3 separate regions of the Homo sapiens genome follow, and regions 2 and 3 are each linked to region 1. Evidence: chromatin contacts called from ENCODE Hi-C or POLR2A ChIA-PET data. All regions are on one chromosome and are shown on one strand. The core of a region is the stretch at or near the end of the contact, and the rest is flanking DNA. Distances in the headings are between cores, read along the strand shown.

Region 1 (3,999 bases), core at 192-2,691:
GTGGCCCAGTTCCTAGCAGGCCACGGACCAGTACCAGTATGTGGCCTGGGGGTTGGGAACCCCTGAGTTATTCAGTTCCACTAGAAAGCAAGAATGGCTTTATTCTAATAATTTCAGCAAAAGTTCCCGGCTATCATGAGATCAACTTGGTTCATATGCCTGTTCCTGAAACTTACCACTATAGACTGAATAGGCTGATGGCAGTCACATGTTTACTGCTGGAAATAGGAAGGACTGCATGTGATGTGAAGTGTACAAAGCCCCAGCTGACAAGGCAGTGCAACCCTGGCTATTTTCTGGGCAAGGCTGGTGCTCTGGTGCTGGACTTCATTTGCCTGAAGGAAGCAGTGCATTTTTCTAACTTGTGTGAAGACATTGTATGGACTAGCTGTGGCCCTGGAGCCATGTATGTGGATGGGGTCGGCCTCACTGAACCACTGAGACTGTGAGTGGGAGAGGGATAGTCCTCTGAATGAAAATTAGGTTCACCTTCTATAAGGGAGAATGGATGCGCAAGCAGAACTATTGGATATACATTACAGAAAGTAATGCCATTACTGTAATTCTGAATCTTGCCTTGTAGAGCAACTCGACTCTTTAAGTCTACTCAACTCAGCTCAACGCAATCCAACAATTATTTTTTATAGGCCAAAGTGTGTGTGTGTGTGTGTTTGCACACACACCTGTGTGCTGGGTAGGGAGGTGTTACCAAAAGAAAAGACCTACCTTCAAAAAGCATAAAGTATTCTGATTTTAAGCCACGCCAACTATGAAAGTTTTTCTTAAATTCGACTCTGTTATACCAAATAAATTAAAAATTATGCAAAATTAAAGATGGTAGCATGTTTCTTTAGTTGCTTTTTAGCAAAATAATCTGTGTATTTCAGTGAATTACACAACTATTAGATGTTCAAATACGATTATATTCTGGTTAACTTACAAAATTAGGAGTTGAAAAATTATTTACTTCATTATATTTGTTATAGATATATCAGTCCTTATTTCCTAACAGTCTGAAATAGCAGCCAAATATAGCTCCTGTAGAAGGTCATCTTAGGTTTTCAGGTGACTTTTAATTACCACGTAGCTTTAAACTACTACTAGTAACTCATCGTTTAAAAAAATTAAATTAGCCTTTTATTTCTGTAAAGAAAACTCACCTTTACTCTCCCTTTACTGTCCTGTAGGAATTTTAACAGGACATGCATTAACTTTAGACCTTAGGGAAAGCACAAAATAAACAGCAAACTGATAATATTATCTCGCCAAAGTAAAACAAGGGATGGAGGCGTGGGGAGAGACGGCGGGCGGTAACTAAGTGCCAAACGGGATTTGTTTTTACTTAAACGTTTACAGAGCATCCGCGAGAACTTCCTTCTAAGCTAAATATGTCATCTAGCACCTGAAAAAATTTAAGTCTGGTTCTTTCTGGATAAAAGAAAGCGCACAGGATTTAAGTGAGTAAATACTTAAGTGAGTAAATTCTTAGAAAAAACAAAACCTAACCGCCACAATTGGACTTTGGAACTTTTTTCCCCCCTTAGCAGCAGGCTGAAATTTTCAGTTCCTCGGTCACTGATCAGGGAATTCTGCGCTTCAGGCTGTGTACACCCGCAAGTCTGGAAGGGTGATGATGATGATGTGATGATGAGTTAGGGCAATTATAACTACGGCAAAAAAAAAAAAAAAAAAAAAAGAGTTCGCAGGGACGCAGCGCTGCCGCCGCCGCCGCCGAGGCCGCGACCACGGCCCGAGCCGGCCACCGCGCGTCAAAGGAGCCATTCAAGGCCCGGCGAGGCCCGGGGGTTGAGAAGTTAAGGAGCGGGAGGTGGTGCGCCGGGGCCGCGGCCGCGCCATTTGCATTTCAATGCGACCCGCTTGTTGACTCAGTGCCCGGCGCTTCCGCAGCTCCCACCAGAATCTGCCTTTGTTGGTTTTAGCTCCGGTCAAGTCCACTTCTTGCATCGGGGGAGCCGCGCGCATTGAGTTTGTGTAGTCAGGCAGAACGCTCGACAGGAAGGAAGGAGGAAGGGGCGCTCTGCGCGGCCATTGTCTGGGCAACCGGGCTTAAGCAGCCGAGTGACTATTTAATCTATAAGGTGCACTTGAATCCCTCGCAAATCCTCTCAGTGTGGAGCGGAGGCACCCAGACAGGGACAGATGGTGCAGAACCCCTTTGTTTAAGAATATGGAAATACGCTTTTTCCTTTACTTAAGGTGGTCCGCTCTTTTAACTGTTGCTATTCCCCCTTGCTGCATTGTCAAGGAGAGGGCATGAGAGACTCATGGGTCTGGTCAGCCCTGCCGAAGCGCCTCCGTATTAAGAAAAAGTAATTGCTGGAAGGGAGTCGCCTCTTTTGGTGAGCCATGAGTACAGTGGAGACCCCACGTACCCTTTTGGTGCCCTTTGCACTTAGGCAGAGAGTAGCCGAAAGAAGTGTGTTCAGAATTCTTGCAAGATTGTTTTTCATGGGCTCCCTCTCTTTCCTTTTTTCACATTAAACATCAAGTTCGGAGGTCTCGGGTTGCTTCCCGTGCAACTACGGGAAAAGGGAGACGTCTTGTCCTCAGGGGGCCCTGCTGCTTCGCATTGACCTCTTGGGCTTGTAAGCAGAGAGGTTGATGGGCAGGATGGCCACTGCAGCTGGGCCGCACCTGTGCTTCTGTGTCCACAGCTGTAATTTAGAGTGTGTTCAACATCAGGCTGGGGAAAGGTACACATAGGTTTGGGGTATTGTAGAAAAGTGGAAGACTGCCCATAGAGCCCTGGAGCATGGTGACATTTCACAAGATAGCTTTTCTGATCTTCCTAACGACATGGAGGACTCCACTTGCAGCGGGACTGGGGATACACTAGGACCATCAGATCCCACCCCCAGTCAGTCTGAAATGAATTCAACCAACCGTCCACACATATAAGTCTCAGTTTTTGTTTAAAACATGCAGTCAGGCGAGGCGCAGTGGCTCACGCCTGTAATCCCAGCACTTTCGGAGGCCCAGGCGGGCGGATCACTTGAGGTCAGGAGTTTGAGACCAGCCTCGCCAAGACGGTGAAACCCTGTCTCTACTAAAAAATACAAAAATTAGCCGGGCTTGGATCCCAGTTACTCAGGAGGCTGAGATGGGAGAATCGTTTGAACCCAGAAGGCGGAGGTTGCAGTGAGCCCAAATCGTGCCACTGCACTCTAGCTTGGGCGACAGAGTGAGCTGTCTCAAAAAAAACAATAAAAAAAAATACAGTCATGGTCCTGCTGGGCTGTTCTAGCCATAGTAATACAAAACAAAGGAAAAATCTGAAGGGACAGCTGTCAGGTAAAAATCAAATTCGTTTCCATTTTCAGTACATATTAAACAGGAAGCAGGTAATTGTCTTGTGGTTTTGAAGGTAAAATAAAGAGGACACATTATAAAATAGATGTTGAAGTATTTTAATCTAGGTGTTTCAGTGTCGGGCATGTTAATACATTTCTGTAAAGAGGTAGATGTCTGTTTGGTCTCTAATGCAAACACTTGACTATGTGAAATGCTCACATCCATTTTTTATTTTTCTTAAAAGGCACTTTCTCTTCCCAACCACGTGGCTGCAGACTTCTTGCTCTCAAGTTGTCCTGACATGCTCTGAGAGCACACACAACATACATACAACACCTGGATCTGTGAATTAATTACTGCCTAGGCTACCACCAAGAAGCTTTCCAAGTGGCCAAGTGCAAGGATCTTCTGTTTCTTATCCAAGTACATTCTTTCATCACGGCCTTGGTCCAAGAATTGACCCTTAACTATGAATTCCTGCTTCATTTCCATTTCACTCAGCCATTTTAGAGCAGGAAAAAGCCAGAAGCAGGTGTCAGCCAGCAGGTGTGGCTCATAATTCATATTTTTCACAGAAGCATCATTTGGAGGGGAAAAAATCTGTCTAAGCTGGTTTCAAAGTTAACTTATTAGTATAAATTTTTTAAAAAAGATAGGCCAGCCTGGGCAACAAAGTGAGACCCCTGT
Region 2 (3,931 bases), core at 695-3,194, 83 kb after region 1:
TGGAAACAACTCAAATGTCTCTCAACTGGGAATGGGTATAATTACTGTGGCAGATTTATAAATGGAATACTTCTTAGCAATAAAAAGGAATGAACTACTGCTACAGTAATAACAGTAATAATTTGGATGGATCTCAAATGCATTATATTAAGTGACAGGAGCCATACTCTAAAGACTGCAGACTGAATGCTTTCATATATATATAACATGCAGGACCATAGGAACAGAAAACAGGGATGCCAGGGACTGGGGCTGAGGGGAAGGGGTTAGCTGCAATAGGATGGGATATGTTTTGGGGTAATGGAACTTGTCTATATCTTGATTGTGGTGGTGGTGGTTACATGACTGCATGTATTTATCAAATTTCACGGAACTGTACATGAAAAAGGGAGAATTTGACATATGTAAATCATACTTTAGTACAAAAGACATTACTAATTAAGTTTATTTTAGGCCTGAACTAACTGGTAAGCCCTGAGAATACAGAGATCAATAAGAAGGTCAATCTAGCTGAAGAAGTAAATGTGAAGGGACATAGGCAAATATAATACAAGTCAGCCCATGGTATTTTATAATAGAGATGTAATACAGTACTAGGGTAGCCTAAAGAAGGTTGCAGTAAGTGGAGCACAGTGGCTTGCACCTGTAATCCCAGCACTTTGGGAGGCCAAGGCAGGCAGATTGCTTGAGCCCAGGAGTTCAAGACCAGCCAGGACAACATGGTAAAACTCCATCTTTACTAAAACTACAAAAATTAGCTGGGCATGGTGGCACACACCTGTAATCCCAGCTACCCAGGAGGCCAAGGTGGAAGGATCACTTGAGCCCAGGAGGTCAAGGCTGCAGTGAGCTATGATCGTGCCACTGCATTCCAGCCTGGGTGACAAAGCAAGAGCCTGTCTCAAAAACAAAAAATATTGCTTTAAACTCTAATATTGTCTGTATGTGTGTGCTCATGTTCTGGGGGCAGGTGGGTGGGGGGCAGGTGTGTAACAGAGCCTCACAAGGAAGTGACATTCAATGAATGGAAAATAATTCCTCTGTAAGTTAGGTTGAGTGAGGAACAGAGAACAGGCACATCCAAATCACAGTCACTAATGTGAATAGAGTAAATGAGTTCTCAAAAAAAGAAAAAGAAAAAAGAAAGAAAAAGGCGAGCATGAGTTTTTATTTTTATTTATTTATTTACTTTTTATTATTTTTTTTTGAGACCGAGTCTCACTCTGTTGCCCAGGCTGGAGTGCAATGGCGTGATCTCAGCTCACTGCAACTTCCGTCTCTGGGGTTCAAGCAATTCTCTTGCCTCAGACTCCCAAGTAACTGGGATTACAAGCACATGTTGCCACGTCCAGCTAATTTTTTTGTATTTTAATAGAGATGGGGGTTTCACAGTGTTGCTCAGGCTGATCTCAAACTCCTGAGCTCAGGCAATCCACCCGCCTGGGCCTCTCAAAGTGCTAGGATTACAGGCGTGAGTCACCGTGCCCAGCCTGTGAGTTTTTAATAAACCAGTTAAAATTTGTTTATCCAAAGGAGAAGAAATACAAACAATACTGGACACATGCAAGATGTGTTTTTTCTTAGCGGCAGCTGCTAACCATCCTGGCTTCCTGGCAGGGAGCAGGTTATCATCTATCCTGTGACTACGAGGGCACACCCTGCGTTAGCCCTGAGGCAAAGAGATAATAATAGCATGCTAGACTGGCAGCCTACACTCTGGAAGGGTTTATGAGGAGGAAGTCCGCAATTACATATTTCTGGGCAAACATTAACCAAGATTGAAACCCAGATTTGAAGAAAAATAGCAGGCTGGAATCTTCAGACAGATTCTGTAGCTGTTCTGTGGATTGAAACAGTAGTCAGACACGCTGCTAACTCCAAAAGGTAAGGTAAAAGATTGAGATGGCAGTATATAAAACTTGGTAAGAAAACTTTTCCACACCTGCCCACAGAATGTGTTCTGTAACACACAGAGCATTGTCCACATATGAATGATGAGAAATTATTTACATTCATGACAACAGAACCGAAGCCACAACATAGGGTCTATTGTTCACCTCATAGGGGTGACCGAATCTATTTATCCATGTGGTTTGGGAGCTCACCACTGTGCATTGAAGGGCCTCCTGTTGGCAACATCACCAAGAGCATTTCAGTCACTGTTACTACAATCTGAACAATTTGGGTTCCACGCTGTGGTTTTGTAATTTCTATTTTTAAAACTTGAACCATGGTGTGTCCAGTCTTGGTTGGGCATACTTAAAATGAAACTGTTAAGCTAAAATTAGCTTGACATCAAGACGTTGCATGTTCATTTTCCTTATATTTATAGCTGACCACAGTCATTATACAGAAGCCATCTAGTCTTTACTGTGCACTCTAGGGAACAGGAGGGGCAGTGGGAGTAACCAAAAAAAGAACTACAAGTTTTTCCAAAGGCGGTTGGTCGTAACTACTGCCTGAGCAGAGCGGTGCCTGCGTCTTAGTGAGGTCAGCCCAAGTGGGACTGACCTCACTAAGATGAGGACTTTCCTTTGAACAGCTGTTTACTCTTCAGTTCTTCTGCAGTTAATCAACAGTGATGGGACCTTTTCTAAAAGTTTTGCTTAGGGCCTCAGAATTTAACTTAAATCACCACGAAGGAAGTATATACAACAAAGCTTCCTCTTAGTATTTCTTCACCAAGTAATTATCTACTGACATATCCAACAGGTGAAGATAAATGGACTCATCATGGTGTAAAAAAGAATTTTTGACTAAGAGTCAGAAGATCTTAGTTTTAGTTCAGTTTTTCTTCCGTTGGGTGTGTGGTTTGGGCCTCAATTTCATCCAATAAAATTCAAAGGGTTGAACTAAGATCCTTCCAGTTCAAAATTCTGATATTTCTCAACTTCTCGGAAGGAAGAAAGATAAATTGCATAATTCTAATCATATGTCAAATGAAACAGCAACTACAGAGGAAAGAAGACCCATATAATCAATATTTTAATTTTTTTTAAAATTCCAGAATATCATGTGGAAAATCGTCATGCTCTAGGGATAATATTTCTTGTGAGATACTATACATTATCCTTGACCTTGTCTAGCATTTTACTTTGAAATGATAAACAATATATTTTTGGCTGTTTCATGTTATTTCAGTTTCACTATCATTCATTTGACTGGGATATGTTAGTTAAGGCAGAGGTGCAAACCTTTTTGATAATAAGCTGTGCTATATATCATATTTCTTCTTTGAGTTTACTGGCTCAACTTTCCAAGTAACAGCCTTCAGGTATGTCACTGAGGGATGCTTTATGGGTTATGTCAAATACCCCAACTAAAATGACAACGAGAGATTGCTTACAATCCCTGCTGTTGACTTCTGAATGCATTGTTAGAGTCTTTACCACATCTTTCTCTGATTATTCATTTTTTTGTGTTTACTAAAGAAGAAGAATCAATGGTAGTAGATGCCCCAGTTATCTTGTGAATAATTGCAGACACGGAGAAATGGCAAATAAGAAAGAAATCAGGGCCTCAGTCACAGGGGAGGGTTGATAATGAGATTGGTGGATTTATAAGACGACAGCAGATTCTGAAGAATATTTGTTACACGTGAAAACTTTGTGACAATTACCACTTAATGACTCCTTAGGGATCTTCTAAATGAGGAGCTGTCAAACTTTTCCTGTAATGGAACAGATAGTAAATATGTTATGTTTTGTGAGTCATGTGGTTTTATCCCAACTACCCAACTCTGCATTTTTTTTTTTGTTTTTTTTTTTTGTTTTTTTTTTTTTGTTTTTTGAGACGGAGTCTCACACTGTCGCCCAGGCTGAAGTGCAGTGGCGTGATCTCGGCTCACTGCAACCTCTGTCTCCTGCGCTCAATTGATTCTCCTGCCTCAGCCTCCCAAGTAGCTGGGATTACAGGCGCCTGCCACCACACC
Region 3 (4,192 bases), core at 230-2,729, 93 kb before region 1:
GAGGTCAGGAGTTCAAGACCAGCCTGGCCAACATGGTGAAACCCCCGTCTCTACTAAAAATACAAAAATTAGCTGAGCATGATGGTGGGTGCCTGTAATCCCAGCTACTTGGGAGGCTGAGGCAGAGAATTGCTTGAACCTGGGAGGCAGAGGTTGCAGTGAGCCGAGATCGTGCTACTGCACTCCACCGTGGGCGACAGAGTGAGACTCTGTCTTCCAAAAAAAAAAAAAAAAATAGTGAAAAACGTTCATTGGCCAAAACATCTACAAAAAATTAGCCAGGCCTGGGGGCTTGTGCCTATAGTCCCTGCTACTCAGGAGGCTGAGGTGGGAGGATCCCTTTGAGCCCAGGAGGTTGAGGCTGTGGTGAGCCATGTTCCCACAACTGCACTCCAGCCCAAGTGACAGAGCAAGACCCTGTCTCAGAAAGAAAAAAAAAATGCTAGAATGATAGGTGGAGAAAAAAATATCTAGAAGCTGTTTATGTTTGGGAGGAATATTTTTAGGTGCTCTAACTTATTTCTAAACTAATGGATTACAAGAGCTGATAAAAATGTAGGATTTCTTAATAAGGATAATTTTAATAAGAAATGAACTAGTGGAGTAGAATTTATTGTAACGGATGTGCTCCATTTATAGCACAAACGATCTGTTAACAAAATCTGTTACTGAATAAAGAAAATATCTACATGAAATAGATTGACCTGTCAATTCAGTCAAAATAATACACACAGCCAAAAGACCTTCTGCTTTCCACATTCCCTTCTTTCAGCTTTTGTGCACTTCAGAGGCACTTGAGGAAGCAAAGAGATTCAGTCCAAGATCTTAGTCTTGCCTGCTTCACAGAGTTTGCACGTTGCAGATTTGCAGTGGAAGCTGTGAGTAAATTTGATTCCCTCACAGAAGTACATTTTATTCTTCTGGGCCACCCAGAATCTGTCTATTACTCTAAATGTAGAGAGGCCTATCTTTATAAAGAAAACTGTTGGTGTCAGAGTTATTTACAGAGCATGTGAAACTTTAACTTGTCACTTTGTGGTTTGTAAACCTGTTCTTTGAATTGCCTATAATTTCCCCTTTGTGTCTGCCTTTTTAGGTTTTACCCTTTAGTACCAGAAACAATTCAATTAGGGAAGACAAAAAAGGATGAAACCAACATTTATCGGTTTTAACATTTTGCTATCTAGTACCTGGAATCGTGATTATACAACAGAGGAAGAGCTCAGTAAATATTTGTTGTTGATCAACTTTGTAGATTTATTAAAAGCTTCAGAATAAGGAAAAATGCTGAGATTAATGTTTGCAGGGTCTTTTGATACCATTTCTAATGTCTACAATATTGGCAATTTTTGAGAGAAAATAAGAACTTGGCTTTGTCAACTATGCATTCATCAATTTAACAACTGTATCTTTGAATAGTAATTCGTAACTTTTTAGCAATGTGAATGATGCTATCACTGGCGGTAAATGGGGCCATGGAAACACTCTGGGAGGAGGCAGCCAAATCTGTCTTTGTAAATCAGAGAAGCCTTCATAAAAAAAGCCTTGAAAGATGAGTAGTAATGAGTCAAGTAGACAAGGGAGAGAAAAGCATTTTGGAAAAGTCCAAAGGCATGTTAAGTGGGAATGATCATGGCATGATGAGAACATTGCAAGTAATTTAGTATGTTTGGAGTGTAAGATGCCTGTGGGGAAAAGAGGAGCCAGTCATGGAAAGTGGAAATGTCATGTTTAAAAGTTTAGGCTCTATCCTGTGGGTGATAGTCATTGACAGATGATAATAAGGAGAATGGCATGAACAGATTAGAGTTTCAGAAGGATACTTAGGCAACACTGCATGCTGCTGATGGACTGGGGGGCAAGAGGGAGACCAGCTGGATAAATAATATAGGAGCCAAGGTGATTAATGTGACAGGGACAGTAGAGGCTGAAAGGAGGTTGTGAGCTTGATCTGATTGGTTGTAGAAGGTGGGGGAGGAGAAGTCTTGGCCATTTGGTACCGGGTTAACTCATCTCTGGTAATGGAAGGCAGAGACATTTGTGTAAATGAAATATAGAAGGAGATCAAAATTTTCCCCACTCAACATTCTACTAATTGTGCAGATTTAAGAGTCTCTCCCCGCCCCCAACCCCCCAACCCCCATCTCTCCTGGAATGGTTAATGAGTAATGAAGTGGACAGAAGGCAGGAAGCAAGAAGACAGGAAAGAAGCAAAGGCTTTGTAAATCAAACAGAAACTAAATTTTTCATTCTTTCACCTCAGCCTCCCAGAGTTCACTGTATACAGCTTCACTGTATACACTTTTCAGTGACTTATGTATCTGAACTTTGTTGTCAGAAACACCCAAGTTCCAGAACTTTAAAATTCACCAAGCTTGGTGGGGCACAGTGGCTCACACCTGTAATCCCAGCACTTTGGGAGGCCGAGGTGGGCAGATCATTTGAGGTCAGGAGTTCAGGACCAGCCTGGCCAACATGGTGAAACCCTGTCTCTACCAAAAATACAAAAATTAGCTGGGCATGGATCCCAGCTACTCAGGAGGTTGAGGTGGGAGGATCGCTTGAACCCAGGAGGTGGAGGTTGCAGTAAGCTGAGATGGCACCACTGCACTCCAGTCTGTGAGACAGAGTGAGACTCTATCTCAAAAAAATAAAATTCACCAATTCAGCCTTTTTCTCTTTAACTGCTAAAACATTTCTTCCACTACTCCCCTACTCCACCCTCCTAATCCAGTCATTACATTTTGAATCATTGAAGTATCCTGAAAAACAATGTTTGCAGGCCGGGCGCGGCAGCTCACGCCTGTAATCCCAGCACTTTGGGAGGCCGAGGTGGGCGGATCACGAGGTCAGGAAATCGAGACCATCCTGGCTAACACAGTGAAACCCCCTCCCAACTAAAAATTAAAAAATTAGCCAGGCGTGGTGGCGGGCGCCTGTAGTCCCAGCTGAGGCAGGCGAATGGCATGAACCCAGGAGGCGGAGCTTGGAGTGAGCCGAGATCTCGCCACTGCACTCCAGCCTGGGCGACAGAGCGAGATTCTGCCTCAAAAAAAAAAAAAAGAAAAGAAAAAAAATGTTTGCAACATAAAGAGTCTTGGTTTTCCTTATTCCCTGTATTTTTCTCTGCCTGCTGGTGGTGGTGATGATGATAGAGAAAGGAAGGAAGGTGATTGGGCAATATGTAATCCCTGTAATCCCAGCGCTTTGGGAGGCCGAGGCGGGCGGATCACCTGAGGTCAGGAGTTCGAGACCAGCCTGGCTAACACGGTGAAACCCCGTCTCTACTAAAAATATAAAAAATTAGCTGGGTGTAGTGGCGGGCGCCTGTAGTCCCAGCTACTCGGGAGGCTGAAGCAGGAGAATGACGTTAAGCCGGGAGGCGGAGCTTGCAGTGAGCCGAGATCATGCCACTGCACTCCAGCCTGGGCCACAGAGCGAGACTCCGTCTCAAAACAACAACAACAACAACAAAGCCAGGCGTGGTGGCTCACACCTGTAATCCCAGCTACTTGGGAGGCTGAGGCAGGAGAATCGCTTGAACCTGTGAGGTGGAGGTTGCAGTGAGTCGAGATCACGCCATTGCACTCCAGCTTGCGCAGCAAGAACAAAACTCCGTCTCAAAATAATAATAATAAAATAAAGTAAATTGAACCCGAGAAAGGTGAAATGACATGCTCAAGGATAAGCATCTAGTAGGAAATAGAACCAACTGAATGAGAAAAAGACATGAACAATACTTTTAAAGGCCTGTACTGTTTTCATTATGTGGACCTTGTTTGTACTTGAAGTTTGGGAGTTTAATTTACAATTCCTGAAGAGAATATAGCATAAAGATAGGCAGATCCAATAAAACCTGAATTCTTACAGAAGCAACACAGAAGAAGGGCAAAATAGTTTGGGTTTGGAATTGGTCATTTTTTTTCTTTATTTTGAGACAGAGTTTTGCTCTTGTTGCCCAGGCTGGAGTGCAATGGCGCGATCTCGGCTCACCGCAACCTCCACCTCCCGGGTTGAAGCGATTCTCCTTCCTCAGCCTTCCCAAGTAGCTGGGATTATAGGAATGCGCCACCAAGCCTGGCTAATTTTGTATTTTTAGTAGAGATGGGGTTTCTCCGTGTGGGTCAGGCTGGTCTCAAACTCCTGACCTCACGTGATCCGCCCACTTCGGCCTCCCAAAGTGCTGGGATTA

What was found. Hi-C counts contacts between places; a loop is a spot of excess contacts on that map. ChIA-PET counts read pairs that join two places held with the same protein, here RNA polymerase II (POLR2A). Pooled maps may share reads with other maps.
Region 2: a map of gastrocnemius medialis shows a loop between it and region 1 (2.6-fold over the local background). The contact joins two enhancer-like sites. A Hi-C loop is called at or near these places in 3 of 168 maps with a recorded cell type or tissue (HepG2, endothelial cell of hepatic sinusoid and gastrocnemius medialis) and 3 of 50 pooled maps. POLR2A ChIA-PET finds 5 or more read pairs at or near these places in 2 of 52 experiments (HEK293 and activated T-cell).
Region 3: a loop to region 1 is called in a map of heart left ventricle, with 3 times the contacts of the local background. The contact joins two enhancer-like sites. A Hi-C loop is called at or near these places in 19 of 168 maps with a recorded cell type or tissue (HepG2, PC-3, Panc1 and 10 more), 1 of 37 single-sample maps with no recorded cell type and 16 of 50 pooled maps. POLR2A ChIA-PET finds 5 or more read pairs at or near these places in 10 of 52 experiments (A549, AG04450, HepG2 and 4 more).

Annotation. Positions count from the first base shown.
Region 1 is chr4:123,503,925-123,507,923 of GRCh38, forward strand. No RefSeq gene overlaps it. Among named protein-coding and RNA genes, the nearest start is that of TRC-GCA2-1, 3.0 kb to the right of the region's middle. RefSeq lists an enhancer at 1,617-2,464. Within about 2 kb of position 1,442, at least 29 of the 41 ENCODE cell types and tissues checked have a DNase peak (open chromatin) inside an H3K27ac peak, as active enhancers do.
Region 2 is chr4:123,586,652-123,590,582 of GRCh38, forward strand. No RefSeq gene overlaps it. Among named protein-coding and RNA genes, the nearest start is that of LINC01091, 61 kb to the right of the region's middle. RefSeq lists an enhancer at 2,181-2,230. Within about 2 kb of position 1,945, at least 18 of the 41 ENCODE cell types and tissues checked have a DNase peak (open chromatin) inside an H3K27ac peak, as active enhancers do.
Region 3 is chr4:123,411,357-123,415,548 of GRCh38, forward strand. No RefSeq gene overlaps it. Among named protein-coding and RNA genes, the nearest start is that of SPRY1, 17 kb to the left of the region's middle. Within about 2 kb of position 1,480, at least 2 of the 41 ENCODE cell types and tissues checked have a DNase peak (open chromatin) inside an H3K27ac peak, as active enhancers do.